2 separate regions of the Mus musculus genome follow, and region 1 is linked to region 2. The links are chromatin loops, found by intact Hi-C in ENCODE. Cell type or tissue: gastrocnemius. All regions are shown on one strand. Each heading gives the region's core, and the rest is flanking DNA. Links, peaks and the distances in the headings are about the cores only. Region 1 has its middle 54 kb from the start of Gm33442. Region 2 overlaps Chsy1 (chondroitin sulfate synthase 1).

Region 1 (15,749 bases), core at 4,351-12,350, 81 kb after region 2:
GAACGTGCTTAAGAGTCCACTATGAGGGAAAACATTTCATTCTCAAAAAAATTTTTTTCCTCTTCTTCCTGTAATCAGTAGTTCTGAATGTTAGATATTTTTTCCACGGGGTCAAAGATACCTAAGTATATAATTGCGAGTGGAAACATAGGGGACAGAATCAGGTATTGGCAGTTTCTCCACGTTCATTTGCGTGTGAATTTTTAATATAAATGCAAGATGTAAAGCATTCATGCAAGCAAAATGTTTCAGTGAACTCATTTCAACAGTTCAACTTTATAACAATTATAAATAAACCTGTTAAAATTTTCTAGACAATGCCAGCATTTGGATTTTTTAAAAAATAAGTAAATGTCTTATTGATGGCAACTAAATGGTGTTTGTAGCATTTTTGTCACACAGTAGATTCCATCCATTCACTATACTTTTCTAACTGAGTTGTCCTACATACAAGTACATGTTTTTACATTACAACAAGTAATGTTGTCAGTCTTCTGTGCTGTTCCTGTAAGTTTGCTACTAAAATATATTAAACTATATTTTTAAAAAATCTCAGCAAGTCCCTACTGAAAGGTTCTAGATGTGGGGGTTCAAAGGGCAACACTGAGCCAGATTACTGGACACTAAGGAGTTTATTGGAAAAGTTATCAATGGCATGTATCAAGAGTTAACAACACCGCATGGGTTTCTAGAAGAGATCAGTGGCAGAGGTAGATATCATGATAGAGTCTTTCAAGAGAGGAATCAACTCCAATGTGGCAGAAATGGAGTCTGTTATTATACATCTCTGAGGATGGGGTAGGTTTCTCAGAAGCCTACATATAGGCCCTTATCCTCAGATGGGGGTGCTATGTGAGCAGGATGCAGGACGCATGGCTTTGATGTAAATCTGAGCCCCAGGTGAGAGGTCTTGGCACTGAGAAGGCTCTTGGCTAAAGGGCTCAAAGAGCGTGTCTCAGCAGATGGCTGTTGGTACTGGTGAAAGGACTGGTGCAAAGCTTGTGGATTGAGCAGCTCCTAGAGCCTGGAATCCAACAGTACCATTTACACCTTGCCCTGGTTCCTTCCAGTCTATGCCCAGGAGCTGAACAGCTGGATCACGCGGTACTGCTATGCTTATTATCTGAGGCAAAGCGCCACGGGAGCTGTTAGTGTGCAAGGACTCTCCACCTCCCGTACGTGTGCACCAACAAGCTATACTTGGCTGTCTTCCTTCTTCTTGGCCTGTTGCTCTCTTTAGTGAACTTGGGATGACTCTGGTGGTGAGTCCCAGCACTTTGAGATGCATTTCTGCTTGAGACAGGTTCTCAGCATGGCCCAGGAATCCATGACCGCTGTGTTGTCCTCCTGGATGCTTCAGTGTTACAGGTGTGCACAGCCACGCTGCTTTTTGTGCTTAGTAATAATTATCCTGTGGGTGCGGGGTGCTATCTTAATCAAAGTTCTATTGCTGGGAAGAGACGCTGTGACCAATGTCACTCTCCACCACGCCCGGCTCGACCAATGTCACTCTTATAAAATGTCACTCTTATAAAAGAAAACAGTTACTGGGACTAGCTTACAGTTCAAAGGTTTAGTCCATTATCATCATGGTAGGAAATGTGGCAGCATGCAGGTAGGCATGGTGCTGGACTGGTAGCCATCAGGAAGATAGGGACACTGGGCCTGGCTTTAGAATCTGAACTGTCAAAGCTCACCCTCAGTGTCATACTTCCTCCAGCAAGGCTACACTTCCTAATAGTGCCACTCCCTATAAGCCTGTAGGGGGCCACTTTCATGAGAACTATCATGTACTGTTTTGTGTTTTTGACTTGTTTCCATTTATTTATTTACTTACATCCTTAATGCTGTTTCCTCTTCCGGCCCATCCTTCATGAAGTCCCCCCCAACCCCCCTCCCCTGGATTTGTTTTGTTAATGATCAGATATTAAGTAACTTGTGCTGGTCTTATTGTCAGTTTGCACATCTTTGGAGAGCCATCTCTTCCTTCTTTGCCCACTCTTTTTTTTTTAATTAATTAATTTAATTCATGTATATGAGAACACTGTCGCTGTCTTCAGACACACCAGAAGAGGACATCAGCTCCCATTGCAGATGGTTGTGAGTCATCATGTGGTTGCTGGGAATTGAACTCAGGACCTCTGGAAGAGCAGTCAGTGCTCTTAACCGCTGAGCCATCTCTCCAGCCCCTTTGTCCACTCTTAAACCGGGGGTTTGTTACTGTTTGTTACTTGCATCCAGGAGTGATTGCTTATGCTTGAGATAAGGCCATGCTATGTGGCCTACATTAATTGGCCTTGAACTCGTGGCAATCCCCCTGCCTCAGCCATAAGTGATGTTGATGGAAGGCAATGTGAGAAACCACTGGCTTGGAGACCGAGTTCCTCCTATGGAGGACCCTGACCCACTCTTCGTCTGTCTCAGCTCAGCTGCTTCCAGCATGGATTTTCTGCCTAGGTAAATTGATTTTTCTTTACATTTATTTAGCCAATGTGTTGAGGGTGGGGTGGAAATGTAAGCCTTGGTACATGCATGTGTAGGTCAAAAGACAGCTTACAGGAATCCGTTCTCTCCTTCTACCATGTGGGTGTTGGGGATCAAACTCAGGCCCTCAAGTTTGGTCACAAGCTCCTCTATTCACTGAGCCACTCCCATAACCCCTGTTCTAGGCTTTTTGTAGAGCCTGGACTAATACAGCAGACTCCTAGTCTCCAGACAGAACTGTGCTGGGCTCTGCCCTCTTAGTACCTTGAGCTTGTTGGCCCAGGCTTGCTCAGAGCTCGTTCTCCTATCCCCTGGAACCAGTGGTCAGCTCAAGGAGTAGGCATAACAACCTGTGTGGAAGCCCATCAGGTCATAATGTGGCGGGGGTGGGTGGGTAAGAGAGATGCCACTGCTTAGCTTGACAAGCTAGTCAGATGTAAGCATGGGCTACTGGTAGTCTCTGCCATGACAGCAAAGTCCATCTGGCAGAAAGAAATGGAAGGTTAACACCCAGATAAAAGACAAGTCAAGATAAGGAACGTAAACAGAGAACAGTGTCCCTGGATCCGGCCATTCCTGAAACCGGACAGTCCTGGGATGAAAGCTAATAGCGCTGCTCTCTCTCTTTCTCCTTCTCTCCTCCCCACACCTCCTTGTGGGTTCAAGCACTGGTTTGAATCAGTTTCTGTCACTGGCGACAGAGGACACTGTGACTGATGCACGTCTTCCTACTTGGTTCTCCATCTCCCCCCCCCCCCCATGTGCTCATCTTCCTGTCCTTCTACTTTGAACCCCCTCAGCTCCTACTTCTCTCTCATGTCCGCTTGGAGAATGGTGGCACCCTCCAGGGACACAGCAGGCAGAGTTAGGGAGACTGTTTTTCACATGTCCTCACTCCCATAGCTCCTGCTTTGGATCAGGATCTGCACCTTGGGTGGTAGGTGAGTTTAAGAGACCAGGCATCCTTTGCCAGGAGCTTCCTTCCTGTCCAGGTCTCCAGAGCAGCCTCAGCATCCTCTTCCACCCACACCCTCAGGCAGTTGGGGCAGAGGCCAAGCAGGCAGGTGAAGGAATCTTGCTCCCCAGAGGCTTCCAGGGGGAGGTAGGGAAAGGTGAGTAAGCTGGGACAATTGACCTGGTGTCTTGGTAGTCTGCTGTGGCTCTTTTGCAGCTGTGTTCTCCCTAGAGGGGTTTCACCCCCGCCTCAGGAAGAGGAAGCCGCCTCCAGGTGTCATAGAGGGCCAGAGGGTCCCATGGGAGCCACTGGTGTGGGTGAGTCAGTTGGGGGGTGGGGGTGGGGTTGTGCTGTGTCTTTGAAGGGAATCATGCACAAGGGAGTGGTTCTACTAAGAGCTATGGCCAACGGGGAGGCAGGGGATAGGGCAGGAGTTTTCCTCAGGGTCCACAAGGCTGGTCCTGTGTGCAGCTCAGTGTAGGCACAGTGGCCCAGTTTGGAAGTGGGGTGTGTGTGTAAAGCACCTGGATGACCCCACGCTCAGCCTGGCCTCAGAGATGTCCTGGCCTCTGCCTCCCAAGCACAGGCATTTGCGTGCCCAAGCCACTGTGACTCTAAAGTCCTGGTCCCTATGACTCTATGGTCTTCACAGGCTAAATGGGGACCTTTGCTAAAAAACTGGGGGAGCAGGAGGGAAGACTTGCTCTGCTTGGTCAATGGCATGATTTCACTTTTTAAAATCTGTTAGTGGGGTACAGAGATGGCTCAGCGAGCAGGAGTGGGCACTACAGCAGCATCAGGATCTGAATAAAAATCCAGGTCTGACTGTGTTGTGGAGCAGAAACGGAGATGGCTGAGGCTTGCTGGATACCAGTCTCTCTATACATTTAGTGATAGACCCTGACTCAGGGGAATGAGACATAAAGATCACACAAGACACTTGATGGCCTCCTCTGACTGCTGTGAACGCACACACATGCACAGACACAGATGCACCCATCCACACACATGCACAGACGCACATAGACACATACATACACAGACCCCACAGACACAGAAATACACACAGACACAGACAGATGCACAGGCACAGATCTAGACACACAGAGACATACAGATACACAAATATAGACACACACACACACACACACACACACACACACACACACACACACACGGTTGTTGAGAGATGGCTCAGCAGTTAAAAACACTGGGTGCTTGGGTACCCAGCACCTATATGGTGACTCACAACTACCTGTAACTCCTTTTTCAGGTGGATATAACATCCTTTGGCCCCTGAGTTCTGTGAACACATATGGTGCACGTACATGCATGCCTATATGTATACATGCAAATTCTCATGCACATGATAATTAAAATAAATATTTTAAAACTATGTGTCTGTGAGAGAGAGATAGAGTATATTTATGTTCATGTACATGTGTACATGTGTGAAGGCCAGAAGAAGAGGGCACAAGTGTCCTTCTCTATCACCTCCCCTTGTCCTCTTGAACTAAGCCAGGACCTAGATTGACAGCCAGAAAACTCACTCCTTCTGTTTCCACACCCTCCATGGCTGGGGTTGTCACTGTTCACATAGCCATGTTCAGCTTTTTCTGTGGCTGCTGGCATCTGTGTTTAATTCCCATGCTTCCACAGTGAATCCTCTTACCCATGCAGTCATCTCTCCATAAGCCCTGTCACTAACGCTCTAAGAGCTATCTGGGACACAGTAGGGTAGGTTGCCATGAATCTATCCTCCTTCCTATCCTAACTTCCTTCCTTCTTTTCTTCCTTGATTCTCCTCCTTCAATCCCCCCCTCTTCTCCCTCCCTCCCCCTTTCTCCCTTCCTCCTCCCATTTTTGGGCATGATGTCATCTTCAGGTTAAGCTTAGGAACTCTGATGAATCCATGGGCGGACAACCTTAACTAGTACTTTTTTCCTTCCATCCTATTATTTCTTTAAACTATACTATCAGAAGTGGTAGTTAAAGAACTTAAAGAAGAGGGATACTTTTTTTGGTGTTTTTTAAAAGGTAGTTGGCAAATTTCCTTCCACAAATCCTGAGAGTTGATTTGAAGACCCCCAGAATAAATATTTCGTGCTGCTTTAAGATAGAGCAGGGCTTCAGAACACGCCAGGATGTCTCTTCAGCTTTTGGAAGGCTCCAGTGTCTGTGTTTCTGGAAGGTTCTAATCAGCAGCTCTATTTTTGTGGGTGGCTGGCGCGGCAGAGAGGCTCTGTGGCTGGGTGGCTGATAAGGTTATCTGGGGACTGTTTCTGGCAGTTCAAGTGCCTGTTGTACAACTTGGGGCTGGGGAAGTCGGAGGGCTGGGCAGGGCGGGGACTTCGTCGTCTTAGAGCTTGCCTTTCTGTGAGAGAGGAATAAAACCAAAGGTTCCACTACCCAGAGGCCCCTCATCTCCACCATCCCAAGGCTCCCCGCTGTAGACTGTTGGGTATAGATAGGTAGGAATGGTTGTAGCATCCTATGACATAGCCCAAAGGGTGTACCTCCGTGCAGCCCAGCTGGACCCACCAGGAGCCAGTGGGGTCAGGAGAGTTGGGTCCAGCCTAGACAAGAGACTGGCAGTGGAGTTAGATCACAACCTATAGACGGACAGGGCAGGCACCCCACCCACCATTCAACCACTGTGCACTCCGAACAGACAGGGCTCAGGGGAGGAAGCCTGCTAGCCCTTGGGCCCACACATGGCTTCAGGCAGAGGCAGCCAACGCTGTGGAGGCTGGCCTGGAATCCACCCAGAGGAAGCCCCACCTGGGACTTGACCAGGGGTAGTTTTGCTTCCTCTGGGGTGGGAGGGTGTGTGGGGACCAGAGCTGAGAAAAGCCTGTGCCTGAACCTTCAGAAAAGAGAGTCTAAACAGAAGCCACTTCCAGGAAGGGGTAGAGCTGGGGTGTCAGAGATCAGGTTTGGGGCTTCTCAAGTGGGCAGGTTCAAGCTGCTTTCCCAGGCTGGTCCCCTAAACCGCATATCTTCACACCAGCAACAGTGACAAAATAACATCGCAGCGCCCATCCTTAGACTGTACTGCTTAACTCTGAGCTGTGGGGAAGAGGCTACTCCCTTCATGCTTAAAAAAAAATAGAGGAGGAAACCAAAGTACACATCCATAGAGGCTGAAAAATGACCTCAGGTCACACAATCAATGAGAACTGAGAGTCAAGCTATGATGAGCTAGCTCCAGCACCCAAGGGTCACATGACCACATCCCAGAGCCTCTCAGCATTGTGGAGTGATGGCTGCATGCTGGTGCCACCTTAAGAAATTCATGGGTGCCAAAGAAGCTGGAGGTAGAGTGGGGGCTCCAAAGCCAATAGATGTGGATCACACTGAAGCTAGCTCTGGCCAATGGCTCTAGCTCTGTAAGCCTTGGGTGCGGTGTCTGTGACACGGAAGCATAAGCCCTGAAGACGCTGAGGACTTCCAAGCTCCATCCCATTCAAGGACAACAGCGGCTATGACCTCTCTGGCCATCTGGGGTGCAGAGGGGATGTGAGCTTCCCTCCCTAGTCCTCACCTCTCCCTCATGCCCTTTAGTTCTGTAAGTGTTATCCTGAATGTAGAGCCAGCATCCTCCCAGAGCTGTGGTTCTGTGCCTCCTGCCCACTCTCCCAGCCCTCAGCTGCCCACTGGGCTTCTCCGGTTGAGCTGTCTGAGGCTCTGTTCTCAGTTCTGTCATGTTGTCAGAAGGCCCTGGGGTTCCAGACTGAGTTCAGCAGTCCCCACTCACCCCCTGCGAGAGGTCTGAAACCACAGATGGTCAGGAGCCTGTGCACTCAGCACATATATATATATATATATATATATATATATATATATATATATACCTATAATGGAGTTTAATTTCAAAGTTAGGCACAGGTAGAGATGAACAATAATGATTACTAATAAAAAAAATAATAAGTAAAAAAAAGACTGTAATGAACACTATTTGCAAAGAAAAAATTGGAATCTTCTGTTTAATATTCTTTAGCTGAAACTGATCGTGTGTAACATTGATGATGAAGTAGGCGCTATTGTGTTTGGTTTCCCCTGGGGACTCCCTCTGAGTTCCAGAGGGCTGCCTGAGAACACACCATCTTCAGGCCCACATCCCTATTTACGAAAACCCAACCTGCCCGGCCAAATAAGGAGCCTAATATTTACTGACATCATGCAAATTCAAGGCCGACTTAAATTTCGGTTTCATGTTTCGCCCACTTAACAAGATGGGAAGAATTTCCTGTGTGTGGTGTTTTGCTCTGTGACTCTCCACGATGATGGTTTCCCCTATTTCAAATAATGAGTAGAGGACTTTGGGGCCGGCGAGATGGCTCAGTGGGTAAAGCTGCTTGCTCTCAAGCCCGGTGGGCTCCGTTTGATCCTCAGGCCCACCTGGTAGAAGGAGAGAGACGTCTAGTCCTGAGAGCCGCCCTCTAACTTCCACACACGCACTGAAGTATGCATGCACGCATCCACCAGCCTCCCCAAATAAATGATAATTTAAAAATAACAATAAAGGACTTTCCCATCTCCGTGTCCTCTCTGTTCCCATGGGCCATGGGCCTCTCTTTCTCAGTACCTTCTACCTTGATTCTTTGAGAGTCAGGCACCCCTGACTTTCCCAGCCAGGCCCTCCCTCTATGCCCCACCATCTCACACCTCTTTAACTCTCCTCAGCCTGCTGGCTGCCTCAGGCTGGCAGCCATCATTCCTTCATATCACACAGTCAAAAGACAGCCCCTCCATCACCATCATCACATTGCCTCTCCAGGCAGGAAGAAGAGGGAGGGAGAAGGAGGCAGGAGAACAAAGACGGTCTTTTTTCCAGCAAAGTGCTGAGCCTGTATTTAGACGAGAGTCTCTCCTCAGAGCCTTTCACCTGTATTTCACTGGTTGGGCGAGGGCCATGGGGCTTCTAATTGAGAAATGAGAATTGGAGACAGGCACATTTAGCTTCCTTCCCCACAGGGCTTCCGTCAGCCTGAAAGGGAGAAGGCCTGGATGGCTGCAGGCAGTCTGCCACACAGTCCACCCCCTTGTGAGTCAGCACTTGCCAGGCCTGGTCTCCCATGTGCAGAGAAGGCAGTGTCTCTCAAGGCAAGTGGTCAGGCTGATTCTGCTGCCTTGATCAGGCTATGTGGCAGGCCCCACCCACAGAGGTCAGCTGTGTGCTCCAACACCCTAGGTCAGAGGTAAAAAATGAAATGGTAGCCTCCACAAGGGCAGGACGTGAGGACAGGAGGGCAGCATGTGCCTTGCCCGTGGTTGCAGATTGGCCAGCAAGGAACAGCTCCAGAGCTCCCAGGGCCTGCTCAGCTCCTGGAGGGTCCGGGCAGCCATTGCTGGCTACATCGAGTTGATCCTGCCTCTAGGAGTTCTTCTTTGCACACACACCCCCTCCCACACACACACTCCTACCCACTTCCCACTTTCTCTCTGTGCTCCAGATAGAACTCAGTGTGGTCCTATGCCTCTTGTAGGCAAGGGCTCTTGCACTGAGCTACACCCCTAGTTCCACTTGTGTGTTATTTTCTGTAATCACCTATGAGGTGTAGGCCTTCTGGGGGGGGGTGTCACACAGCTTCCTGTTGGTGAATTTGGGATCCTTTGAGAGTGTGATGGTCTAAGTATCAACGGACCTAGTTTGGAAATGTGTTACTAAAAGATGCGTTTGGTTTCACACACACACACACACACACACACACACACACACACACACACACACACACACTTTTTAAGAGTAGCCTTTTCCAGCCTAAGGCTCACACACAAGAAGGTCTTCCATTCCTCTGGCCCTGAGGTCTTTCCCAACCAGGAGTGGTTCTTCGTTAGGACAACATGTGTGTGTCAAGATGACTAAACAAAGCAAGTGCTTACTAAATGGAGTTTTGGAAAAGGTAAGAATAGTAGACTCCGAAAGAAGTCTCAAGGTCCTACAGCAAACTTCAGCTCTACAGAATCACACAGAGGGGACACCTGCCACTGTGCGTGAGCTACCAGGAGCTTGTGTTTGCTTCTCAAGGCCCTGCTGTCAGCACCAGCTCCCTGAGATCTCAGAGGCTAACTTAAGTTCGGACACTTCTGTTCTCTGAAGCCTTACCCCATATGGTGGCTGGTGAAGGTGATGGGATTGGTTGATCCAGGTCACATGCTTGTGCCTGTCTGCAAAGAATGTCAGGAAGGAAGGTTTTCTCAGTCCTGTCCCAGGGACACAGGACTTGCCAAGGTGAGAAATGCAGCCAAAAGGGCTAGAATGTTCTAATGATCACCAAACAGCTGGCTGGGACCTTCTGCCCATCCTGGGTAAAAATCACAGGTGGACAAATAGATGTTCTGCTACAGTTCCTCAGTCCCAGGCCCTGTTCTCATGGCACTTGGCTATTTACTCAGTCTATAGACGGTTAGTTTGTCTGCTCCCCAACCTCGGTATCAGGCTATGCCTGTAAGTTTGCTGCCTAGCAACAGGAAGAGCAATCACCCCAGGCAGAACTGCTTGAATGACTTCAGTCTCTCACAAATGAAGCCCAGCACCTGGTGCTCTGAAAACTCCATCATCTTCTTCTACCTGAATTCTTGAGCAGATGTTGCCTGCAGGGTGTGTTTTCAAGCGGGGAGTGTTTTCATAGGGTGGAAATGAATGTGCAAACCCCATGATGGCACACTCAGCTCTCAAACTGTGTTTACTGTGGACTGATCTGGTTTTAAACTTTAAATAACCAGCTGTGAAATGCAGCCAACCAGCTCACCCTCGGGTGTGCTTGGGCCGGGCCTGTCGTCAGCAGGGATCAATCTCTGTGGCCAATCAGCTGATGGTGAAAGGCCGTTCCTTGGAGATCTTAGGCCTCCAGGCTATCTGGTGTGTCGATGTGTGTCATGAAGACTCTCTGAAGAGCAGGGGAAGTGTAGGGGAAGCTGATCTTCCTGCCAGGTCAAGGGTGGCTTGATTTATAGTTTTTCCCTCACAGTCCTTACCCTCAGTACAAGCTGGAGCCTGGGTTCAAGACGGCTCCTTTCAGGTCTGTCAGACTTTAGACCCTGTGCACCTCACATCCTAGTCTATATATCAGAGTGGAAAGGAACCCTTCTCACCTTCTAACTCCACATGTAATATTTACCAGGCACTAGCTGTATGCCAACCCTGCCGCCCAGTCATTTACATCCTTGTCAACCCTGCAAGCTAATATTTATACATTTTATACATGAGGCACCTACAGATGAGCCTTTAACGAAACCATAGCTCCTTCCATCCCCCTCAAGAGAAGATGGAGCTAGAGTGATGTCTTTAAGCTCCTGTGCAGGTGAGCACATGTTTTGGGAATTCCTGGGTTTGTTCTTGTTGTAGGGTGGAGACTTGACAGCCTGAGACCTGGAGCCCCAGGGTGAGTCACTGGCCTGGGCTACACATTGCCAGAATGGTCTGATCAGAGCAAGTCCTGAGTGGATGTCTCTTGGCCACTACAGCCTCCTTCTGGTAGTTCGAGAACAGACCCAGCATTTGGACTGAGAGTTGTGGGGGTTGGTCTTTGCTGAGGAATTGTCTAGGTCTGTTAAAAAGCTACCCTGTGTATTGAAGGGAATATTTTCAGAAATTATTGACATGTAGAATAGTCTATTTGTTCAGTTAAGGAGAGTCTACTCTGGAGACTCCCCCAGCCTCAGAACACCCAAGGAAATAGTCTTAGAGGAAGAGGTTACTGTGTCCAGGGTATCCAAGCCACATCTGTCAGGATATTTATGCCACAATACCAAGTGTTGCTTTGTTAATTACTTTCATATTGAAGTGAGTGACTTTGGCTCATTTCGGTTTTTTCCTGTAATGTCCAGAAATCAGAAAGGAGGAGGGACCAAGTGGTTGAGTGAATAGGTAGATGAGTGGATAGTAGGTAGATATTAGGATGGATAGATGAGCATATAAATGGGTAGACAGTGAATGGATGAATGGGCAAATGGGTAGAAGGATAGGTGGAGAGGTGGGAAGGTGGATAGAGTATACAGATAAATGGATGATGGATAGGTAAATGGAACATAGCCCCCACTCCCAGCAGACACTCCACCCTCACATAGATCAGCCACAATTGCATGCCTCATCTCCATTTGCAGTGAACATGTAACAGCTTCTCCCTAACTCATTGTCTATGTTGGCCCATGTTTGAGGACTGTCCTGGTTACTCTTGTGTCAACTTGACCCAACCTAGAGTTATTTGGGAGGAGGGACTCTCAATTGAAAAGATGCCTTCTTAACATGTGCCATTAGGCAAATCTGTAGTACATTTGCTTAATTGGTGATTGCAGTGCGAGCCCACTGGGGTTAGTGCCATGCTTGGTCCTGGGATATATAAGAAGAGCAAGCTGAGTAAGTCTGGAGCAAGTCTGCAAGCAACATTCTCCCATGGCCTCTACATCAGTTCATGCCTCCAGGTTCCCGCCTTGAGTTCCTTCTCTGATTTCCCTAGATGTTGGACTACAAGCTATAAGGTAAAAAGAAACCTTTTCTTTTCCAAGTTGCTTTAGGTCATGGTGTTTTATTACAGAGATAGAATCCCCACTAAGACAGACACTAGTTGTTCTGCTATTTTTCCTGAGGAGACATAAACAAATATTTGTTCATCCCAGATAGGGCATCAATGACTAACCAAAGAAAAGACCTCCACCACCTCCTACTTAGTGAACCAGTAAATTTATTATAGAAATATGTGAGACTAAATGCAGCTGTGTCACTGAAAGCCACCCCAGCCCAGGTGACAGACAACTCATGACAGCTACATCTCTAGAGCTCTTTGCACACATTTCAGGACGCTCCATCCATCAGTCTCCTCTCACCAGCCATTGTTCCTGCTTATGTAACCTTAGGGAGGTGCCTTGTGATTCTTGAAAGGTTTTGGAGCTTCCCAAACCTTATAAATTTCATTTATATCTTGAGCCTAGTGGATGTCATTTTCTCATGAGTCTTATGAGTCTCTCTCCTTCATCTAGAAGGAAATATTTCAATTAAGAGTCAATAACTACACAAGTAGAAATTGGTGGATGGGTAAATGGAAACAGGTAGATAAGTGCATTAGTGGACTGAATAGGAATAGCCCCCACAGGCTCATATAGCTGAATGCTTGGTCTTTAGGGAGTGGCACTACTTGACAGGGATTAGGAGGTATGGCCTTGTTGTGTCACTGGAGGTAGACTCTGGGGTTTCATATGCTCAAGCCAGGCCCAATCTCTCTCTCTCTCTCGCTCTCATTCTCTCTCTCTCTCTCTCTCTCTCTCTCTCTCTCTCTCTCTCTCTCTCGCCTGCCTATCCTGATGTAGAACTTTCAGTTCCTTCTCCATCATCATGTCTATCTGCACACCACCATGCTCTTCACCATGAAGATAATGGACTAAACCTCTGAACCTAAGCCATCCCAAGTTAAGTGTTTTTTTTTTTTTAAAGGAGTTGCTGTGAACGTAGTGTCCCTTCACAACAATGAAATTCTAATTAATGCAGGTATATTATAAAAGAAGCCATTTAATTGTGGAATTTAACATTTCAGAGAGTGTATTCATGACTATGTGGGGGGGGGGCATGGCAGCAGGGAGGCAGACATGGTACTAGAGCAGTATCTGAGAGCTTGTATCTTATCCACAGGCAGGAGGCAGAGAGGGGTATTGGGCCTGGCATGGACTTTTGAAACCTCAAAGTCTACTCCAGGTGTCACAAAAATGCCACACCTACTCCAACAACTCCATACCTTCTCTAAGGCCATACTCCTAAACAGTCCACCAACTAGGTACCAAACATCAAATATATGAACATAGGGGGGACATTCCCATTCAAACCACCACATTCCATAGATTTATAGCAATAAATCATAATGCAAAATTCATTTAATCCAAGTCCCCATGCTCTTTCACAGCCTCAACACAGTCTCTTGTGAGACTCTAGGATAACTCTTAACTCTAACTCCCTGTAAAATAGAAAAGCAAATTACATGCTTTAGTATATAGTGGCAGAATATATATTACTATTATAAGAGGGAGGTAAGAGGGCATAGTGAGGAAATACTAGACCAAGTGAGACTGAAACAAGCAGGGGAAACGCCAAAACCTGAACTCCATGTCTGATGTCCAAAGGCTTAGATGGCTCTTCAGATCTCTTATTCCTTCCACCTTTGTTGACTATAGAATGCCCCTTCCCAACCCGGGCTGTTCCTACTTACTATTTGCAGCTGTCAGCAGACATTCCGCAGCTCTAGCATCTTCAACATCATGGGATCTCCAGCGCAATCCAGACTTCACTTCCATAGCTTTATCCAGTGGCTTCTTCAGGCCTCCAGGCAGGGACTCCCTTGCCATACACCTGACCTTACTGGCTTTTCTTAGTCATGAGGAAGATCTAACAGCCCCTTTACTCCTGTATGCTTGACACTAAAGCCAGAACCATGTGACCAAAGGTTTCTGCCTGTTTGGGCTGGAACCTTGATTTTATTTGCATGTGTTTTACTTTATAACCTTTTTTTTTTTTTTAATAGAAGGAATCTCTCAGTTCTTTTTCTTTCACAAGTTGCAGTATTAGCTGGGTGGGGTCTGACCATGAGGTCATCATTTCTTTTATTCTGTTTAGTATCAGGTCTTTCTTTAAATTCTGCATGTCCTTGAGCACATATTTGGCTTCAACCCTACGTTCTATAGTGCTCTTTTTCTCCTCAAATTCTGCATTTTGTATTTCTTTTTGTTTCACCTTTAAAATTATAGCTCTGCATGGAGTGATCACTAATAACTATGTGGCACAGTCAATACTAGATCATCTTGAAATCTCCTCTGCCAATGCCATTAACCCAAAACTCTTCAGTTTAGCCTCAGGCAGATTCTAAAGACAAGGGCAAAAAGCAAACACATTCTTTGCCAAAAGATCACAAGAATGGCCCATATCTCAGATGATAATATTAGTCCCCTCTGAGACCTCTTGAACTGGGCCCCCACAGTTCAAATTGCTCTCAGCAGCAGCATCTTCCAGTGCCTCTTTGTCAGGATACTCTGGTGGAGTCAGCTTGTGAGGCAGAAATGCCAAAAAGCTGCTCATGAGAAATGAATTTCTAGGACTCTCCTCCTGGATATTCTGGCGAAAGCCAACTCTCCAGTTTGGATCGGTTGGTCAGGCGAAAAGCCTGGAAGCTGTTTCACGAGGATAAGAGTCCAGGGAAAATTTCCTCCCAGAGTTATGGCATCTCTTTCCCTAACCCATTATATTCAAATTTCCACCACATTAATCTAGTGTATAGATTCATGTGCACTCTATTAAGCATCACCTTATAGTAAATGCCTTTTAAGATTGTATTCTAACATAGCTGAAGACTTTTTCCAGTGTTCTTAGATTCCAGATAGCAGCAAGGAGCTTAACCTATTCAGTAACTAATTAAGCTTTACCATAAAACAATTAAACATCTGTCATTTACTCAGCTGTCTGTAGATAGAGACTAAAAGTCTCACTGAGATAGAAATCTTTTACTACAGGCTACATTCTATGTCAAGTATAAGTTGATATACTACCCTGATAAGGGGAAACTCTCCAGGCAGGATAAGTTTTACTAGACCTAAGAATTTAGAGCTCCTGATAACACACTACTCTTAAGGCCTATCAAGAGTTAACAACCCCCTGATGCTTTTAGGCTGATCCTAGGCAGGGCTTGTTATCCCTAATGTAAACATTTAATTAGTCCCTGCAAATTCCTTTCTGCTGTAACTGGTGAATTTCAGTGTATCTTGTCTTTTTGTGATTTGTATCCTCTGATAATTCGTTGTAATAAGTCTGAAGCTCAACCAGAACAATACATTCAGATTCAACACCATTCTCGTGTATCTGTCTGTCACTACATCTTATCTTGCCCATCTACTCTAGAGACTCTTTCCTACGCAGGCACAAGGGACCAGAGGGCCTGCGGCACCTCTTTAACTCTCACAGTACTCAGCTGCTTTCCTAACCAAAGTCCCAACTTCCCAAAATGCAGCAGGATCAGGCTTGTCACAGCAATACCCAGCTCCTGGAACTAGCTTCTGTCTTAGTTATTTTTCTACTTTTGTGTACAGAGACCATGATCAAGGACACTTATAAATGAAAGTATTTAATTGGTGGCTTGCTTACAGTTCTAGAATGTGAGTCCATGACTAGCATGGCAGGGAGCATGCATGGCAGCAGGCAGACAGGCATGGTGCTGAAGTAGTTACTGAGAGCTTGCACCACGATGCACAAGCAGATTGAGAGAAGGGGGTGCACCAAGTGGCAAAGAAAGACAGAGACTATGTCTGGCGTATTTTTTTGAAACCTAAAAAC
Region 2 (15,749 bases), core at 2,460-10,459:
TGAAATCATAACTCTGGGGACAATTGCCAGAGTAGTTTGTTCAGATAGATGATATGACCACCCCTCCACGTACATTTTTATTCTTATAAAATCAGTATACACAAGTCACTAGGGATCGTGCCTGTGATACCAAGAAGTATACATGTATAGTGTACACTAGTTTTATAGCTGACCATGGTTTCCCAAACCTCATCTTGCCAAGTTAAGTGTGTGTCATCCTTTCTGTCTCTTCTTTATTGTTAAGATTTTCTCATTGTTTTCTTTTAGGCAGTGGGGACTTACTCTTTATCTGTGATCTGAAGAAAGCAGAGCACATGAGACCTACTCCCTGCTGCTCAGGGTCCCTGCCTCTCAGCCCTGTAGTTAGATTGGCTAGCCTTAGGGAAAATTCAAGGGAGGCCTGAGTTGGGAGAGGGAGGTGGTGAGGTGGTTACAGCCTGGCGTAGAAGTCCACACTGAGCTCCATGTACAGTACTGTGTTAATGTAGTTTGATTCTTGAATCTTGTAGCATAAAAAGTGGAGCCTGAGTTTGTGTGCCACCCACCACACCTGGCTCATTCTTCATCATATGAGAAACTCCCAGCGTTCAAGAGATAGAGGCAGGCACAAGAGATAGAGGCAGGCAGGTTAGAAGTTCAAGGCCCAGGGCCTGGTGAGATGGCTCAGCAGTTAAGAGCACCGACTGCTCTTCCGGAGGTCCTGAGTTCAAATCCCAGCAACCACATGGTGGCTCACAACCATCTGTAATGAGATCTGAAGACAGCTACAGTGTACTTACATATAATAAATAAATAAATAAATAAATAAAATAAGTTAAAAAAAAAAAGAAGTTCAAGGCCCCCTGCTCCATGAGACTTGGTCTTCAAATAAACAAAACCTCCTTCAGTTTGTTGTCCTCATCTCTTCCTCATCCTCTAATTTAATAAAACAGTTGTTTGCCTTATAGGTGAAGGAGATGCCAACACTTCTAGTAAGAGGGCACTGTGGTATAAGATTGATAAAGTCAGAATTTGTGCTTTGGGACTAGAAACTAGCAACCTTTTCCTTCCGGGACTGAGATCAAGAAGGGAGCCAAGAGGCCCTAGAAAAATCCAGGAAGGTACACTTGTCTGGACTAAAGTTACTGTACTGTAATGCTTTACTGATGGAACAACTCCACTTCTATATGCTCTGCCTTTGTGCACTTGAAGTGCACCGAGAGACAGCTGACCAGTGGTAGCTAGTAGGAGAACAGTTCTAAAAGTAGGTGGGATGGAACTCAGAAGTGCACGGATAGAGACCATCTGGAGCCAACTTTTGTAGATCTGTGTAACTGCCTAGCTGCTAGGCTCACAGGAGTGATCCTGGCTCATTCAAACGTTTTAAGTGCACTTAGGTACAGGTCAGCCCTTTGTAAAGCAGGTGACCCGCATGGCCATTGTGGATCTAAAACTCAATTTTGAAGGCACAGCAAGTCAGATGTCTGTTCTGCTAGTTGTATTAAAAGGGACTGGCTCTAAAAAGGGGTTGGGCCAGTGATGGGAGAAAATAGAACAGGGGTGGGCAGGGTGGTGTCCTATCTGTATTAGCTGGTTGTGAAGGCTTTAGAGAAAGGGGCATTTGTACCCCCCGGGTCAGATAGTGAAAGGCTGGTTGTGTGACTATCACTGATAAACATATTGACAAAGGGAAAGCTTGATGCAGAGAGGCAGAAGCCAAGTTGGAAGGAACCCCAAGAAGGCCATAAAAGAAGGAACTGGGTCTGACTGTTCAGACTCACGGAATTACATTCTGAGTGAGTGGAAAAGCCACTTGAAGCTTTGAGCAGAAAGGGAAATGGGTAGCTGAGACTATAAATAAGGAAAATAATTTGTGTAGGCTCATTTGCAAAGTTATTTGTCTATTATGTATTTTTACTTTAAAATATCATGATTCACATGTAGTAATTTGGTGTGTTAATTATCAACAGGTTGATTGGGTGTCTGAAGTTACTAACTGTAGTTCATATTATCTTGATTTTTTTCTTAGTTTTTAAAATTATATAGATTCTAAATAGTCAAGTAATTAACCTGCTTTTTCCATTATTATTATTATTATTATTATTATTGTTATTATTATTATGTGTATGACTGTTTGCCTGCATGTATGTCTGTGTATGTGTGTGCCTGTATCCAAGGGGACCAGAAGATGGCCTCAGATCCTTGAGACTAGAGTTAGAGATGGTTGTGAACTACCATGCAGGTGCTGGGAACAAAGCCAAGGTCTTCAGGAAGAGCAGCCAGTGAGTGCACACCTCTTGTTGTTGTTTTGTTTCCTGAGATTCACTCTAGTCCAAGCTGGCCTTGAATTCTTAGCGATCCTCCTGCCTCTCACCCTCCTGAGTGCTGGTACTGCAAGTAGAAGCCACTGCTTCCTGTTCCTGATTTTAGATTTCCCTCCTTAAAGTCAAAAAGGTATTGTCTTCAAAAGGTACTGTCCTGTGAAAGTTCTTTTGAGCATGCTGGGTAAATAACTATCACTGGACAACACCCTCCACCCTTTTGAGTTTTCAGATGAGACAGGGTCTCCTTAAGTTGCCTAAGCTGGCCTTGAACTTGCCTTAGTTTCCAGGTAGCTAGGATTACAGCTTTTGTTACCACCAGGCCAGGTGGGGAGTAGAGTTGAGGAGGGGATTTTTTCAAAGGAAGTATTTCTTTTTCTGCTTTGAGAAGGAGAAGACAGCCCCAGCCACGTCAGGTGGCTCATAGCTGCTCCAGCCTCCAAGGCATCAGTGCTCAGACAGTTTACAGTCTTAGGAAAAGAAATCTTGTTAAGTAGCTGACCATGACCTTCAGGTTGGTATTCTCCTGCCTCAGACTTGCGTCCTGAGGTCACAGACCTGTTTGCTGGTATACCCAGCTCTTTTTTCCTCATCTGTTTTTAATGCTTAGAACACTGAACTTCAGTTGGAGATAATAGCCCAATTAGTAAAGTGCTTGCAAGGTGCAAGGACCTGAGTTCTAGTGTGGGACCCAGGTATGGAGGGGGATGGCAAGACTCCTGGGGCTTACTGGACAGCCAACTTAGCCTGTTTCAAGAAGTGGACAGCTTTCATGAAGATGATGCCTGAAACTGTTTTTAGTCTTGTACAACACACACACACACACACACACACACACACACACAGAAAAAACATTGAGCTATCCTACTAACACCTCACAGTTATTTGGATCTTACTGCCCCTGGCCTAAAGATGGGTGACAGTTTTTGTTGTTTTGTTTTGTTTGTTTGTTTTTCTTTATTTTGCTATTTACTTCCCCTGAAGATGTGACTGGCTGCCGGTTTCTGTCCAGGAATCCAGGAGTGATTAGCATTAGTGTGTGGGAAGAAAAGTGAGAACAGGACTCTTTGGATAGCTTTTATCAGTTAATGACCCTTCCTAATGCCTTGAAAGTAGGCAGACTGTTCCTCTTGTCAGCCTTAATGAGCGTCTCCATAACAGGCCAGTTGTTCTCTTCCATGCAGTCCATTTTAGCAAACATTTGGAAGGTGTTTACATGTAAAAATCCAAATAACCAACTTTTAAGTGTGCTTTGGAGCACAACTTAATTTCAAGTTGTGAATTACATGTAGAAAGAGACTAGTGAAAGATGTGGTCTGGAGATGAGTGTGATTTTTATCTGTCTGTGAAAGTCAGAAGGTCTCTGATGTCCGTCCTCGTGAGATTGGTGCGGTCGCCAGCAGGACTCAGGTGTTTTCGCTGTTGGTTATTGAAAGATTACTAATACTGGGCTGTAGCCCCACAGGGCCTAGTTTAGATGAAGAGCTGAAGACTGTTGAGTGACAAGGGCTCACAAAGTGTGAGCAGAAGTGAGCAGAAGGAGGGGCATCGAGCAAGGGCAGGCTGACCACACTCCCACCCATCCTCCTCTTCGAGCCTTGAAGAACGGGTAGGAGTTTTAAAGACAGTGACAATTTCAGGTTTTCTAAGTCATGACGTAGCAGGAAATGGTAGTGGTGGGTGATGAGAAAGGAGAGCCGTGAGCTATTGGAAAGTGACAGCAGGAACACCAAGGGCCTGTGAGGGAAGACACCTGTGTGCTATAGAAACTGATGGCACGGCCAGCCAATGTGTGGTTAAGTGTGTGTGTGTGTGAGAGAGAAAGAGAGACAGACAGACAGAGACAGAGAGAGAGAGAGGACACAGCCAGAGGCATCTGGAAGAGTCCAGAGCAGAGATGAAAAGTAGACTGAGCACAGACTGGCCAGGGCTGTCTGAGAGAACAGAGAATAACAGCAGGGATAGAGAACAGGGAACCTAGAGAGAAGTGGGAGCGGAGAAGCTGGAGGGCTGGACACAGGGAGAATAGTGGGGGTTATACCAAAACTGAGTAACTCTGCATGGAAACCCAGGAGCTGGAGGGAGTTTAGCTACGGAGGAGGTGAAAGGGCTAGGTGTGTTAATAGGCACCACAGGTATTCACTTGTTTTGGTAGAGGGGAAGGCCTGGTGGATGCTGGCTTAGATCTGACCACCAGAAATCCTCCTACAGCCCATTAGTTCGTATAGTTAATAGGTTGAGCCCATTTTGGAATATTTGGATTGTCTTTTGGAGTTTGGGGAATTGGAGTTTCCTCTGGGACATCACATGCACCAGACTCAGGAACCCGAGTTGTGTCCGTGGTATCTCAGCGTGAGAGTGATTGATGGGATCTGTGATTGGAAGCTCAGCTGATGGTCTTGCTACTTGGAGGCTGGTTGTGTTAAGCTTTGTTGAGTTTGTTTCTTATGGCAATGTCTACACGTAAGTGTGCAGGATCTGTGCTAGTAAGCAAGATCTCACAGGAGGGTTTGAGTCAAGTTTTTTTTTTTTTGGCTTAAGAATAAAACCCAATCACAATCTAAAGGAGTTTTTCTGTTGCCAAGCCAGGCAGACAAAGGACAGGTGGAAGTGGAGGCTGCCCTCCTTATCTGAGAGGACTGTTTCCTGGGTCTTATCGTCGCTCCGGTCCTCACTGTGAAATAAAAGGAGATAACCAAGAACAAGTGCCAGTGAGAAGGTGGGCTGGCCCAGAAGGCTGCAGAGGGCCACCTGTTTGTCCACTTGGCTGGTACTCATGAGCTGCCTGTCCTTGCTGGCCCTGAGTTTCCTGTGGTAATGATACTTCAGAGTCCTCCACCTGGTAAGAGTGAGAGGCTGTAGAGCAGCCTGTGATTGCTGAGTGAAGGGGGGCGGGTGGCAGCTGGTGAACAGGCTGATTCCAGGTCGCACCTCACAGCACAGGACACCGAGGCACAAGAGAGCCTGGGATGCTTCTGCTGTTTGCATCACTTCTTTATTGGCTCGTTTGTTTGTTTGTTCTAAGAACTGAAAAATTTACATTTTGTGTATATATACTATATACTCATCCCACCCCCAGCAAACAAACAAACAAACCAGACAAAAACACTTACTTGGGCCTAATAAGAACTGTAGCTCAGGAAAATCAAGAACTTTAAGTATACAACAGCAGTACAGAAGGTGTTCAGAGAGCTCTGTGGTTCTTCTCACTTGGAGACTGGAAGAAAGCCACGACACATCTTCTCTCGTTTATACTCTGCGTTTTAATTCTTAGGTTTCAAAATAGAAAGAAAGAAAGAAAGAAAGAAAGAAAGAGAGGAAGAGAGAGAGAAAGAGAGAAAGAAAGAAAGATGTGTTATGGTCTCCTGGTGCGTGTTCTTGTTGCTGGTTGTGAAGCTGGGTTCAGCAGACTGGCTTCTAATACTTGGGAATGTCTTCTGCACTACTTGTCCAGACCTTTGTCGAAGTGGGAGGGTATAAGAAAAGGGCTTCCCTCCCCTCCTTTTAGAATAATACAGCCCAACTGGGTATCTTCCTGCCTCAGTCTCCCAAGTGCTTGGATGGTAAAGCAAACATACACTTTTATACTTGCTTTCCCAGTAAGTCTGTTTAAAGATCAGCAGTAAAGAGTATAATTTAACCTTTTAAAATAATTTCTCCACTGTTCTCTATTCTACTTTTCACCTATTCCTGTAACAGCTTGAGATTACTCATGTCTTAGGCGCAGTGAGTCAGTTGACTTGAGAGGAAACCATATATACCCAGAAACCACGAACCCATAGGGATGCCAAGGACTGTTAAAGTAGGGTTCCTATACTGAGAGAAAAACAGCCCTTGTCAGTTAGTGACTGAGTCCTCCCAGGTCCCTGTCTACTCTGACTGACTGGACCACAGCAGCTTCCTTCTGTACAGCACTTTGTGAGAGGATGGGTTGAGACGGCCTGTCCTCAGACTGCTTCCCACAGGGTGCTTTTACCCACCTTCCCTGAGTGGGCCCGGAGGAGGCTGTTCTCCTAGGACCTCGTGTCTGAGGTAGCTCTTACACAGAACCCTGAACTAGGACAGTTTTGTGACATCTCCTTTTGCCTCCTGGACAGCTTAGCTGAAAGTGTGGGCCGATGTTAGCACACACAGGTAACACTTCGATCTCAGGTCTGAACACAGGCGCTTGCTCAAGCAGAAGGTAGGTACCTCCTGAGCGTGCTGAAGCTGGCCGTTTGCCCTGGCAGAGCACAGGGCAGAGCACCCTATATTCGTCAAGATTTTCCCTTCCTGCTTTGGTCTGGGCCACCCCTCACCTTCCTCTCTCTGGGATTAGTCTCCTGCTCACTTTTCTCCCTATGCATGCATTTTGGCTACATGATCTTAAATCCTTTCCCTAACAGAAAGGATTATGTTCTCTCAATTCCTAGTGTCCATCAGTTCTACAAGCATTCTGTCTTCCTGCTTAGACTCCAGTCACTCAGCCACAGGCCTGAGAAACTGTATCCTCGGTGATTGTAGCTTTCAAGCTTAGCACGCTGTAACCAGCAGGCGACGTGTGTAAGACTGGTTTGAGGAATAGAAAGTCTTCCCGCCTTTCTAATTAGGAAAATTAGCGTAACTATTAAAATGTAGAAACTGTAAAAGGAGGAACTTGATCTTAGGCCACTTTTCTTTGATTTGCCTGTTGGATAAGATTATTACAAAATAAACTGTTCTGTCGTCTGTTTTTTCTTGTTACATAAAGCTTCCCCTGGGGAATTCCCCCCCATAAATATATCTATCTATCATAGAAAATGTAGAAAATACAAAGAAAATTAAATGTTTTAATTAAAAAAAATTTTTTTTAAAAAATATGGAACACTTCACAAATGTGCGTGTGTCATCCTTGTGCAGGGGCCATGCTAATCTTCTCTGTATCATTCCAGTTTGTGCTGCTGAAGCAAGCACTCAAAATTTTTTTATCCTAAAATTTTTAATTTTTGAGATTATAATTACATTTACCCCTCCAAACCTTCCCACATACCCCTCCCATCTCTTTCAAATTCATAACCTCTTTTTCCTTGGTTTTGTGTGTGTGTGTTCCTAAATACATAAATACCTGCTCAGTCTTTACAATGTTACTTGTATGTATATGGTTTTAAGACTGCTCATTTGCTATTGGGTAACTAGTTGGCGTGCTCTTCCCTGGGGAAGGCAGTTACCCCTGCTCTCAGCAGTCCTCAGTTGCCTCCCATTCTTTGTCCCCTCACACACCCCCCCTCCATGTTAGCATGCCTATTGTTGTCCCCTTGCTCAGGGCATGCTTAGGTAGCCATGTTGGTAAGACTTCATTTTAGGTGTGTGTGTGTTACCTGCATGTATGTTTGTGTACCACATGCATGCCTAGTGCCCAAAGAAGCAGAGTGCAAATGTTCTTTATGGTTGAGCCACCTCTCAAGCTCCTAAATGAGTATTTTCAAATCCCCCACCTAGAAACAACCACAATGAATACTTTGGGGTAGAGCTGTGCATTACTTTTGAATACTTAGTAAGCCAAGATATCTATATATAGTCTTCCCTGCATTAAGTTGTGAGGGGTAGGGCATAGAGTCCAGGCTCTTGAACTTGCTAGGCATACACTGTATATCACTTGCTACATTCTTAGTCCTTTTTGCCTGCTCTGTAAACGTAGCCACATGTTATGGCTGCTTACCCAGGACAGTGTCTGTATTGTAGATGTAGTTTTTCTTACGGTGATATTGACTAGAACCTGCCAGCTGTTCAGCTGCATTTCTTAGTGTGGTTTAATCTGTACAGCAGATAGCATTTAGAAACTTGGGGAAATAGAAGATTTCCTTGGCACTCTCACATTTCAGCTGTCTTATCTGGGCTGTAGAGAGAGTTGTGTATCAGACCATTGAAAATTGAGCTTTCTGGCAAGGACCTTTGCAAATGTTCTGTCATTTCCATTGAGAGCCCCAGGCAGCAAGTGTGTTGATGGCCAAGTAGACATTTGGTTATGAAAATCACAGAACTTGACCTGTTTTGATCACAGAAGAAGGGCAAGCTTGCTTGTTCAGCAATGTTGCCTTCAGTTTGAAATTATGGATATCGTTCCCCTCTTCCTCCCACCACAGAATTGAGTTATGTTCCAAAATGAATTCACTTTGTGGAACCCTAATTGAGAAGATCACAATTTCTTAAGATTGGAGGGTTTGCAAAGAATTCATAATGAGAAGATTTTCCTCAAACCACCCTTCAATTAGAATAGAAAAGACAACAAGAGGCTTGCCCTAGGTTACCTAAAAAGGACTGGATAATAATTGGGTGGGGTTACCAAAAAACGCAGAGGAGCTTTTAAGGAAGGTTTGAGGTTAGATTGTCTGTTTTAAAATTAATTGCTTTCTCTTCTTAGACAAATTACAGCATTTCAAGTCACAGTTGGGACATTAATTGCATCTGTGACAGCTGTGTTAGCAGAGCTTTCTTCCTGCTTGCTTCTGCCTGGGGCACTGGCAAAGAGCACAGGCAGAAATGAATTCTGATCTTTAGGCAGATAGGAAGAGCCTAGTGTTTTGAGTAAAAATACTTAAAATTTAAACTCTTTTTAGAATTCTACCCAAAAACAGTGTCTGAAATTGAGAGTTAAACAAAATTCAAATACAGTACATGGCTTGAGGGTTAGGTTTTTAGGCAGAAATGTGTGAGACTTTCCTTCCACACATCCATCGCTACAGTGCACACACTTCCTGTCTCTTACTTCTTCTTTCCCTACCTAATTTGCAAGCCTCTGCCTTCTCTAATAGTAAGTCGGACTGAGGCAGCGGTGTACTGGAGTCAGGGCTCGCTCACCCTAGCAGTGCACTTCCAGAGCCCGTGCACTGCAGAACGATCTGTAATAGGTTGTTTCTTTGAAGACAGGAATTGCCTTAGCTGCTCCTTCTCCCACCAGCATCCTCTTGATTCAGTATTTTTGTGATTTTGGGGTTGGTTGCTGTAGTGTTACATAGAACTTGCTCTGTTTTTGTAATCACACGTTAGCGTAGAAACATAATGACTTCTTTATATCGATAGGCAATAAGTTGTTCATTCTTACCTTTAAAATCCCCTCCTAAGGTGGTAGACATTATTTAGCTTTAACTTACGTTTCAGAAGCACCACAAGTTGTAGTATATTTCAACTCATGGAGCCTCTGACTTTCCCTCTGAACAATTTTTTTTAGTGCTTTGAGTAACTTGGTTTTCTTCATGTAGAAATTGTAGAAAGTATGGCTGCACTGGTGGACAGTTCTGTGAAGCTCATCTGGAAGTGATTTCTGTCCCTTGGCAAACATAACACACAGCATCTGTAAAGTCACCTGCTGTATAAGAGGGGACAGTTCTCATTCCACGTGTTCATTGACCTCTGTTGTGTGCCAAGAATTGAGATTATTTACATTTTCAAAGAATTATTGTGACTAAAAGAAAACAAGAAAGCCCAAACATTACTGGACAGCAGAATTAGGGCTCCTTGGCTTAAAAGGGTGGGGTACACTGGCTTCCTGTGGTTAGAGGAATGTTGGGAAGTGTTTTCTCCTGCAGTCATGACCACATCAGAAAGTTAGTTACCTAGAAGTTGTCATAATTCTGTATGTTGTAGCTGTTTGCCAAAGGATTTGTCCCTTTACAGTAGAGTTGGTTTCTCCTTACATTAACAGTTCACCTCTCTTTTATTTACTTTACCTTTTTGCTCTATTTTTCTTTTTGAAAGAGAGTCTCACCATGTTGCCTACCCAAGCTGATCTCAAACTCATGGTCTCAGGTTGTTCTGTTGTACCTCTGCCTTCTGTGTAACTGGGACTATAGCTCTGTGCTACCATGCACACACACACACTCACACACTCACATATATCTCACAGATTTATGTGCATATGTGAGTCTCTCCATATATATATGTGTGTATATGTACATGAATATATGCATGCATGCATCATATGTGCTGGTGTTCTCAGAGACTGGAAGAAGATTCCTTGAAACTGGAGTTATAAGCAGTAGTAAGCTGCCTTATGTGGGTGTTGGGTCCCCAACCCTCATCCTCTGCAAGATAGCAAATGTGTTTAACTACAGAGCCATTTCTCCAGCTCGCTTTTTTTTTTTTTTTAATTTAAAAGAGCACATCATTTGTTGAAATGATGTACAGTACCTGGTATAGAATCTAATGTGATAAGAGTTTTCTGTGTCATTTGTTTCATGGCTCTTTCCTAAAGAGCCGCCTGGCACAGAGTCCACAAATCTGTTTAAACTAGTCCACAGGCGTTGGGAGAACATTAATTGCAGCGCTGTCCGACCCTTTCTAAGATGTACTTCTCCAGACTCTGACGCTTTGAAATAGGTGTGGTTTCTAGTTGTTGATTGGCTAACAGTTGGCAGTATTTGCTGTTGGTAAATAAAACACTGACACACTTCATATTTAATACTTTAGCTATGAGAAAATAGGATATATTCAATCCTTGGACTTTCTGAGAGGAATCTGATAGAATGTTTTATGCAGTTGTGAACAGGCAATTTGGTTATTTTTATTCCTTATATTTTGGTTAGGAAGATAAATGAAAAGTAGTTTTGTTTTTGAAGTATCTCATTTAAAGTTATTAACAATAACTTTAGAACTTCAGTTTCACAAGATGGAAACTGTAGCGTTGATGGTGGCAACAGCCATGTGGCACTGAGTGCTGAGCACCGTGACTTGCTTTAGAGGCGGTTTGGAGGGTAGATCCTGTGTTAGGTTTGGCTACAGTTAAGTTTGGTTGGAAGATCAGTGTGTGACACTTCCATGTCTCCTGTACTGTAGGAGAGAATGAAGTTATGTCTGCCATGCCTCCAGCTCCTCCAATTCCAGTCTCCCTACTTTTGTACTTCAGGATTACCCTAAGTAGCCCAGTTGACCCAGCCTCAGTCTCCTGAGCACTGAGATTACATACCTGTACACTATACCTGGCTTAGAATACATTTAAAGATATTTTTCTCCTAGACCTCTCCATAAAAGATTTTTGTAGATTTAGCTGGCCCAAGTTATCTTTTCACTGTAGAAATAAAGTTGTCCTGGTTAAGTAAATTAAAATGTGTGAATGACTGTCACTTGGAACCTGTGTGTATGGGGCAGTGTATGGTGCATGGGTAGGGGACAGACAGAGACAGTAAGACTGGGAATTGACCCTCTGGCCTTGCACTCTACCATTAGCCTGTATCTACAATTCATGACTTTATTTTCTTCTCCCTGCCCACATTCTGCAGGGTCTCACTATGTAGCCTTGACTGACCTAGTGCTCAAAGATCCATCTGCTTCTGCTTCCGTAGTACTGGGATTAAAGGTGTGCACCACCATGTTGGGTCTTGATTTTCTTAATATTAAATTTAATACAAATTGAGCATCACTAATGTGGGAATTAAAGGTTTATTATATGTAAGTACACACTGTAGCTGTCTTCAGACACACCAGAAGAGGGCATCAGATCTCATTACAGATGGTTGTGAGCCACCATGTCGTTGCTGGGATTTGAACTCAGGACCTTCAGAAGAGCAATCTGTGCTCTTAACCGCTGAGCCACCTCTCTAACCCCCTAATGTGGGAATTAAAGTGCTCTGAAATAGGAGACTTTTTGAGTGCAGTGTTCAGTTCTACCAGTGACAGACAGGTTCAGAGCATTTGGATTTTGGATTGGGGTACTTGACTGGCATATCCACATTTTTTTAAAAATATATATCCACATTTTTTAAAATGTAAAAGTACTTAAAGGATATTCAGCCTGTATTTTATTTGTTGTCATTTTTATATTGGAAGTAATCCATATAAATGAATGATTGTAGCTAAATTACTTAAGTTCTTAGCAGTAGCCTGAAGCAAAGGAAAGGACATTATGATGACCTTAAATTAGTTGTTCTCAGCTGGATACGTTGTTTCCATTTAGTTGGTCACTGATCTTTCACTGGCTGGGAATTTCGGAGTGTGCATGCCTTTTCTCCTGCTGTGGTCACTTGGTGCCTCCCATGGCATAGCATAGAAGACGACTCTGCTTGGCTCTGACTCTAGTTCTGCTGCATTTTTCTGTCTCTCCAGTAGCACTCTGCCGTGCTCTGCACCCTGCTTTGACTGTAGCGTCCTGGGCACTCACCCTGCCTTAGGGCAGCATCCTTGTTCAGGGCCTCCTTTGCCTGTGTGCTCCTTCTGAGAGCATCCACACGTGGCCATCCCGACAATGTCTGTCTGACAGCTCATGACTCCCAGCTGTGTTTTGGTTCACCATTGCGTCCCTCTTGCTTGGCGCAAGAGGAACTTTGCAACAAGCTTTGTTGACTGGAAAATTTGATTCCGTCATTTATTTCTTTTTTACATTTTATTTACTTTGTGGGAGTGTGTGGGCGTGTGCATGCCGTGGTGCAGATGCAGAAGTACTTGGAGTCAGTTCTCGCTTTCAACCACGTGGCCTCTGGGGACCAAACTCAGTTTGGTGATGAGGCTTGGCAGTTTGTTTCTTCACCTGCGTAGCCATCTTACAGAGCTGAGGGCTTGTCAGTAGGAGTTGATGAAATCCAAAAGTTGGCTACCTAGATCTTGCTGAGTCAGTTTGGTTTCCAGCTGTAAGTAGAACTTAACAATACCTTACCCTCCCTTCACTTGGGGTTCTTATGAAAATGAATCTGGAGTCAGTGGAGTCTCCATTGAAGGAGGCAAGCAGACCAAATTTAAGCAGTCACATAATGATTCAAAATAAGCAGATACATGCATTTCTGAAAATAATTGTCCTCTAATCTGTATTTATTTTAATTACAGAACATGGTCCAAGACAATTCCCGGGAAGGTGGAGTTCTTCTCTAGCGAGGGTTCAGATACATCTATACCCATTCCAGTGGTGCCCCTGCGGGGTGTGGATGACTCCTACCCACCCCAGAAGAAGTCTTTCATGATGCTCAAGTACATGCACGATCACTACCTGGACAAGTACGAGTGGTTTATGAGGGCAGACGATGACGTTTACATCAAGGGAGATCGTCTGGAGAGTTTCCTGAGGAGTTTGAATAGCAGCGAGCCCCTCTTCCTCGGGCAGACAGGACTGGGCACCACAGAAGAAATGGGGAAGCTGGCCCTTGAGCCTGGAGAGAACTTCTGCATGGGCGGGCCTGGTGTGATTCTGAGCCGGGAAGTGCTTCGGAGAATGGCACCACACATTGGCAAGTGTCTCCGGGAAATGTACACCACCCATGAGGATGTAGAGGTGGGGAGATGTGTCCGGAGATTCGCAGGCGTGCAGTGTGTCTGGTCTTATGAGGTAAGAGCAGAATTCTTTATGTGGGAAAAACTGTCAATTTTGCCTTTTGAGCTCTGAGTTAATCATAGGAAACTAGCAATACCAGCCTCTTCAGGGTTAGCACTGGTATAAGTTATTGGTACATGTTTTAGCCTTAGTTTTTAATTTTTAGAATTCTCATTACCCAGATTCCCCCTGGCCTTTTAGACTCCTGGGCCTTTAGAGTATGCCTCTGGACTTCTGATGTCTTTTAAAATAAATGACGGCACTTGGGGCTTGAAGGAAACGTAGGGTTTACTGATGGTCACTGCGACCTTTTTCCATGAAACCCAGAATCATCTGATTTCTGTTGATTCCAGGACCTTCTGCAGGAGCATAGGCTGCTCCCTTGTTTTCCAGCTCCCAAAGGCTCCCACTTTCGTCTGGTCAAGATGACCTACACAGATCAGAAACTTACGTGTTTTGAACTTATAAAATGGTCAGCGATGAGAAAAAGCCAGGGTTGCAGCACCTAGAGGTACAGCGTGTGCTATGGCGTGTGCTTAGCATCCCCAGGGCATCTCTAGCACCAAAGAGAAACGATTGTGAGAAACCTTGACTTTTGACTTGTAAGTTTATGATATAGTTGTCCCTTTCACACTAGGTAGCAGGCAGGTCTGAGTGAACACATGAAAGCTTTAAGGAAGTCTGCTTGCAGGTATTTGCTCTTTAATAAGAGAGCATGAGTTCATTTTGGGCTTTTCTGTTCTATTGGCACATGTATGCCTCTTGCCTGTAATTTCAGGATCAAATAATGGTAGCATGAAATGGATTGTTGTGTTTAGTTTAGTCAGCTATTTGTGGTTGTGAAGAGCAGAGGAACTGCTAGGCCCTTTGCCCAAAGCAAGAGCTTGCCCTCCTGCGTGAGCCCTTGGCTCTGTCTTAAAGGAAGAAACATGCTCTTGCCCTTGCTTGCCTGCCCTGAACTACAGCTTGCTTTTAAATATCTTACAATTACTTTGTTTTTTCTGCTTAAATTTTTAGGGAAACAGCAGTTTTAAGTGTACAGGAGTGGGTCTTCATGCAATTTGTTTTTAAATTGGTCAGTGTTTTATTTTCCTTTTACAATCTAATAACTACTTGATGACTGCACATGGGGTAAGTCTGCTCGGTAGTTCAGAGAGCTCCCAGCGGTCATGTTTTCTTGACAGTCTTCGGTAGTGAGGTAGTGAGTGGAATGACCTGTATGACGTCACTGTTAAACCAGCAAGGCTGCAGTTATGAACCCCATCCTTCTTAGGATGGTTGGTAACTTGGACATACTTTCCCCAAATCACCTTGCCTCCTTGTGTGACAAGGCCCAACTCGCTCACGTTCACTTCAGTAACTGGGCCTTTGGTGATCACACCCAGTGTTGTATATAATGGGGATGATGGATTCTTTTTCACACTGAGAATAGGCAGGCAAAAGGTAGCTTTCAGCTCAGGGTGTGTGACATGGGCTCTTTTGAAACATAGACCCATTGGCCTAATGAACGTTTCATATTTAGGTGGTTTTCTTGTCAAACCATCACCAACAAAGCATTCTTTTCCGTGCCTTCTGTTTTCTTTTTCCTGTTCAAATAATTTCCAGTACTTCTGTTTCTCCTTGGGCATGAACTTTGGGTAGAGGGACCTCCCATTTTCCCACCTTTTCTTTTCGTTTCTGCTTAATCATGTTGGAAAGGACTTTTGCTCTCTACTACCCCTCTCTGTCCAGCAGATAGGCAGGGACGCTCCCTGTGGGGTCTTCTCACCATCCTTCTGCTTGGTGTTTCTCTTTTTATGCATCTTAATAGTCTTTTTCATTTGTATTTTCTCAGTATGGTGTTTATGATAGAGTTCAGCCTTCAGGCCAGTCTTCTTTGAACACTCATGGGCCTCCCAACCTTCTTTCTTTCTCATGGTAGTCCAAACAGTATCCATATCGTTTGCGGTGCAATTCAATATATTCATTTTGTGGCATGATGACAGCTGCTGAGCGGCTATCCGTGACCGCCCGGGTTCCAAAAACCTCTTAATTTCTGGTGTTAGTGGTCCACGAGCCTGCTTCATTCCCTTCATGTAATTTTTAAATTTTAAGTTAACAAAGGTACATTTTAAATTCTAAGTATGATCTGAGGGAGTCTTTTAATCTCCATGAGCCTTGCTGTCTCTGCCTGCCTCCATTATCTGGTGGTTGTTCAC

What was found. Hi-C counts contacts between places; a loop is a spot of excess contacts. Peaks named below come from ENCODE experiments on the same cell type or tissue, not always from the same donor. Only the 100,000 strongest peaks of a DNase experiment are listed, where the experiment ranks them.
Region 1: it touches region 2 in a loop (2.1-fold over the local background); 17 of 42 quality-filtered maps call a loop at or near these places.

What each region holds. Positions count from the first base shown.
Region 1 is chr7:66,191,022-66,206,770 of GRCm38, forward strand. No RefSeq gene overlaps it. Among named protein-coding and RNA genes, the nearest start is that of Gm33442, 54 kb to the right of the region's middle. In gastrocnemius, for the core only: no CTCF peak of the experiment used is centred there; a DNase peak (open chromatin) is centred at 8,483; H3K27ac peaks cover 866 bases.
Region 2 is chr7:66,112,172-66,127,920 of GRCm38, forward strand. Chsy1 (chondroitin sulfate synthase 1) reads left to right here. Exons shown (of 3, transcript NM_001081163.2): 2 at 13,071-13,566. It also overlaps the pseudogene Gm23042 and the pseudogene Gm18988. Among named protein-coding and RNA genes, the nearest start is that of Chsy1, 11 kb to the left of the region's middle. In gastrocnemius, for the core only: no CTCF peak of the experiment used is centred there; DNase peaks (open chromatin) are centred at 6,404 and 8,242; H3K27ac peaks cover 572 bases.